Regions from separate parts of the Homo sapiens genome. Here region 2 is linked to region 1. Evidence: read pairs that join two places in POLR2A ChIA-PET (ENCODE). Cell type or tissue: Caco-2. All regions are shown on one strand.

Evidence for each region. ChIA-PET counts read pairs that join two places held together with the same protein. Peaks named below come from ENCODE experiments on the same cell type or tissue, not always from the same donor. Only the 100,000 strongest peaks of a DNase experiment are listed, where the experiment ranks them.
Region 2: POLR2A ChIA-PET joins it to region 1 with 11 read pairs; 4 of 35 experiments call an interaction of 5 or more read pairs at or near these places.

The regions. Positions count from the first base shown.
Region 1 is chr1:230,971,824-230,974,323 of GRCh38, reverse strand. All of the region lies in intron 1 of TTC13 (tetratricopeptide repeat domain 13), which reads left to right. Among named protein-coding and RNA genes, the nearest start is that of TTC13, 5.8 kb to the left of the region's middle. RefSeq lists an enhancer at 1,224-1,463. In Caco-2, no CTCF peak of the experiment used is centred here; a DNase peak (open chromatin) is centred at 1,353.
Region 2 is chr1:231,205,759-231,208,258 of GRCh38, reverse strand. TRIM67 (tripartite motif containing 67) reads right to left here. Exons shown (of 10, transcript NM_001004342.5): 7 at 1,469-1,607. Among named protein-coding and RNA genes, the nearest start is that of TRIM67-AS1, 19 kb to the right of the region's middle. In Caco-2, no CTCF peak of the experiment used is centred here; no DNase peak of the experiment used is centred here.

The sequences.
Region 1 (2,500 bases):
CCTTGAAAATAAAGCAGTGTGAGAGGATAAAGAGCAGTGTGTAGGTGCTACTTTAAGAGGTGCCCCGGGATGGCTTCTGGTAAGGAGACATTTGAGCTGAGACTTAGATAGAGTGAGATTTGGAGAGATCTTAGAAATATCTTAATTCAACACTCTGTAGATCTGCTACATTAAGGTCTTGTGAAATTTGTAACTTGTTCATTGATTTAAAAATTCAGGTTCTCTGCTCTTCTTTTTTTTTTTTTTTGAGATGGAGTATCGCCCTGTCACCCAGGCTGGAGTGCAATGGCGTGATCTCGGCTCACTGCAACCTCTGCCTCCCAGGTTCAAGTGATTCTCCTGCCTCAGCCTCCCAAGTAGCTGGAATTACAGGCGCCTGCCACCAAGCCTGACTAATTTTTTGTATTTTTAGTAGAGATGGGGTTTCACCATGTTGGCCAGGCTGGTCTCGAACTCCTGACCTCGTGATCTGCCCACCTCAGCGTCCCAAAGTGCTGGAATTACAGGCGTGAGCCACCACGCCCGGCCCCTCTGCTCTTCTTACCAAAGCTAAACTGCATCTCTTTCAAATCATGTATTAAATTATATCTTTATACTCTTTACAGACAGTATAAGGTATATTTTATGGTTCAAGCATATGCATTTCTAGAAGTTGTTTTAAAAATACTTTTGTTTTCTCCTCTCGCCTTGAAAATGTAGTAGTAACAAGAACAGTGAGTTTGTGTGAATCTTTTTTTCCAATGCCTTCAGCCTTTTTTCACTGCTCTTGAGTGATGCAGCCCTGTACTTGATGTCTTAATTTTCATTAGTTTGTTGAAATCAATGAAAGCAGAATTGCATTTATTCTATTTTCCCACAGTTCTTTATGGGAAAAGGCATTTAGAATCTGTTTGTCCAATTTGAGAATTGTGAACTGCCAGAAAAATAAGGAAGTAGCTATGAACCTAGCTCTGTGTTTTTGACAAAATTGGTAACACTGAGATTGTCCATGTATATGGTAGCTTTCTTAATTAAGGAATTGGCCATTTAAATACATGAAGTCAGTCTTTTTGCTCACAGCACATAGATCACTGCTATGCCTAGAGGTGGTAGAGAATCAATAGAAGGAAACTTATGAGAGCTATTTCCTTTTTTGCTCTATGAGGAAGTTAAGAACCACATTTTGTGCTCAGTCATAGCAATTGTGGTAACCATTACTGTGAGTGTATCTGGTCAATCCTTTCATCTCCTGGCCCTGATTTTCTGTGTTTGTCATCATACATAGTTTCATGGCAGACCTCTTCATATCTTGTTTTTCAAGGCATTCCTGAGTAAATTTGCCAGTGCAAAGTCGCTGTGCTCAGAGACTGAGGCACAGAGTGATGAAGAGATTGTGATCTTGCCACATCCTGGCCCCTGTGGCATTGCCAGAGGGTGTTTCCCTTTTGCTCACTGAACAGCATCTTTCAGCAAATCCTCTGGTTTAGAAGTAGCATTTTATAGCATAAGCCCTATGACGATGGCAGCCTATGATTCGCTTTTTCACGTATATCTGTTGTCATTAAGAATTACATCTACCTTTTAAAAGATCTACATACTGCTAAACCTGTTCAACTTCAGGTGATAAGGGTTAATTATTATTTTTTAATCTCTGGGTGGAGGCAAAAATGGTGTGACTTGGGTTTTAGAACCTACCTGGAGCATGACTGTAGGAAAGTCAAGGCTCTTCAATGTGCACCACTCAATGTACAGACAGTTTAGCTTCACTGCACTCAATATATACTTGACTGACTTTTAAACCTTCTCCCTTTCACAATGAGTTGTTTTAAAGAGGTCATTTTGTTTGGGCTCATCTTATCTTGCAGATAGAATAAATAATTTATCAAAGCGGCAGAATTTTAATACTTTGGGTGAATGCTTTCCAGCATATTCCTTTTCTTATGTTTTGGTTTTACTTTTTTATCAAAATACAACATATATACAGGAGAGTGCATATGTCCTAAGTGTAGATAGCTCAATACGTTTTCATAAGCTGAACAACTGATGTAATCAGAAAGAACCGAAATCAATAGCTGTCTGTTTTTAAGATTGCCGATAGTCTCATTCCATGCTAACCCTAGTTTCATTTGGGAAATGTTTTGTCTGATTTAGAGTCCAGCACCATGCAGTGGACTTACACTGCACATGTGCTGGCATTCTTTCCATAGACTCTCACTTAGGAATCAGTTGGTGCATCTCAGGACCACCTCTGCACAAGAAGACCAGTTGTCTTCTCTTGCAACTCTTCCCTGCTGGTGTTTGCAATGTTCTCAGTGACTCTGTGTTCCCTTGTCACTAATCTTTTCATGTCAGTGCCTAGCTCTGTTTCAGCATTCCCTGTGGAGTTGATGTTGTCTGCCAGTATGTGTGGGCTTATGAGAAAGCTTTTAGCTCTTAAAAGTATGTGTCACTTTGAGCATCTGATGCATCTTCAATCTAGTTTATAACCTTATGCTAAGTAACTGGCCTTTGTGGGGAAGGC
Region 2 (2,500 bases), 230 kb before region 1:
GAGCTTGCAGTGAGCCATGATCACGCCACTACACTCCAGCTTGGGCGACAGATCAAGACTCTGTCTCAAAAAAAAAAAAAAAATTCGCTGGACATGGTGGTGGGCGCCTATAGTCCCAGCTGCTTGGGAGGCTGAGGCAGGACAATCACTTGAACAGGTTGGCAGAGGTTGCAGTGAGCCAAGATTGTGCCATTGCACTCCAGCCTGGGCAACAGAGTGGGACTTCATCTCAAAAAAAAAAAAAAAAAAGTACAGGAGGAAATCGATATTGATGAGCCACCTCATGGGTGGGAGATTTGAGACACAGAGAGGTGAAGTGATGTGGCCAAAATCACAAAGCTCAATTCTCCATTTTGCAGCCCATCAGGTGGTGCCCCCTTTTGCTCCCCAACCCCCCAGGTTGATAGAAGTGAGTCCCTTACTCTAAAGTCATGACCACAATGCACAGGGCAAGGACCGCTCATCTCTGGGCAGGCAGGAGAGTCTAGAGGCAGAAGCTAGCGAGCTCTCCTCTAGGGGTGTACAAAGTGACTCTGCAGGTGGCATCATTTTCAGAAAAGTGTCCCTGGCTGGGCCTTTTGACACCAGCATCTGCTCATGCTCCTACTCCTCCCTGCCTCTAGGAGACCATCCAGCTGTGGCAGTCAGAGGATGTGTGGACTAAATGATAACAATGAATGCACGATTTGCCCTCTTCTTGGAGGCAGTGGGGAGCTGGAAACTGCCTCTGCAGCCTGGGCTGGGCCACACCTGGGGGAGCAGAACTCTCTTTGGAATGTGATTCCTATTTCTCTCATTGCTCTCTGCTAAGAACTCAGATGATCAAAATTCCACTGAATTAATATCAACATGCTGTTGTTGCCCAAGACCTAAAAGGCTGCAGGTAGGTGTATAAATCACTGGATGTGAGCTCTGATGCTGGGGATTAAAGGGCACTTTTCCGCTGTGAGAAAGGCTCAAATGTAGGGACTGGTGTGGGCCCACTGCATCTATCGTGGAGTTTTCTTGTCTGGGACTGTCCTACTCACTCCTCAGCCCTTGAGAAGTGGGAGAAGTTTAGCCTCCCTTAGCTACTTCACATTTAGTCCAGCACAATGGGGTAAATGAATGTTTCTTTCGTGGCTTGTAGGCCATGTGGGTGCAGCAAAGAGCTGTGTGTGCAGAGCAGGGTGAGGCGTATGCACCTCAACCGGCCCCTCCGGCCCTGCACTTCCTCCCTCCCCCATCTTCAGCAGCTCATCCTTTCCCCTGGTCCACGGGATGAAATGTGGGTTGGCCCTAGGAGTCAATCTTTGTCCTTTGGGAGCCCGCCTGTGGTCCCAGAAGGGCACGCCCTTGGAGAACCCAGCCGTGCCCAGCACCACCCCCCACCCCTACCCCATCATCATAGCTGCCACAAGTGGCTGTCTGGTTGTCACTGGATAAAATGATGAATCTGTTCTTCCCACTAAGAGATCCCGATGCTCACCATCGGATGTCTGCAGGACGACAGTTTTACTGTAAGGCCCGACACCAGAAGAGTTGAAAGCTTTGACTCGGGCGTTGTAGGTGCTGTTGAAGTGAAGACCGTCGATGGTACACAAAGTCTCCTTACCGACGTACACTTCCTGAAAGAGAGCAATGCTGCTCACCAGGCTCCTCTAGCATTTGGAAAGCTCCTCTTAGCAAATGGCTTCTGGAAACACATTGACATTAAAAGTGCTGTTGCCAGGTGTAGTCCCAGCTACTCAGGAAGCTGAGGTGGGAGCATCGCTTGAGTCCAGCCTGGACAACATTGCAGGGCCCCATTTCTAAACAATTTTTGTTTTTATTTTTTTGAGGGACAGAGTCTTGCTCTGTTGCCAGGCTGGAGTGGAGTGGCGTGATCTCGGCTTACCAAAACCTCCGCCTCCCGAGTTCAAGTGATTCTCCTGCGTCAGCCTCCCAAGTAGCTGGAACTACAAGCATGCACCACCATGCCCAGCTAATTTATATATATATATATATATTTTAGTAGAGATGGGGTTTCCCTATTTGTTGGCCAGACTGGTCTCGAACTCTTGACCTCAGGTGATCCTCCTGCCTTGGCCTCCCAAAGTGCTGGGATTACAGGTGTGAGCAACCATGCCCAGCCAAAAAATTAAAAAAAAAATTCTTACCAAATAGAAGTTATTAAAAAGGGAAATTACATTCAGTCATGGCTGGCTCACAGAACTTGACCAACTTGGGCATGAATGCCTTACTACTGGCTGCCCGGCCCCTCTGCCTGCGAGGCGGCGAGGCGTGATGGGGTCCTGGTGAGGCAAGCTTCCTGGGTCTGCAGCCAGCCAGGATACTGACCAGGAACATCCTGACTCTGCCAAGGTCTACCTGGTCAACAAGACTATTGAGCCACGGGCACATCCACTTCTTTGTCTCCTCCCACACCTGAGGCTGGCATCTTCCACTCCTTAGCCCTCCTGGAGCTGCTGTTTTCTGGTCTTTCCAAAGGGTGAGACATTTCTGCATCTGGCCTCAAAGA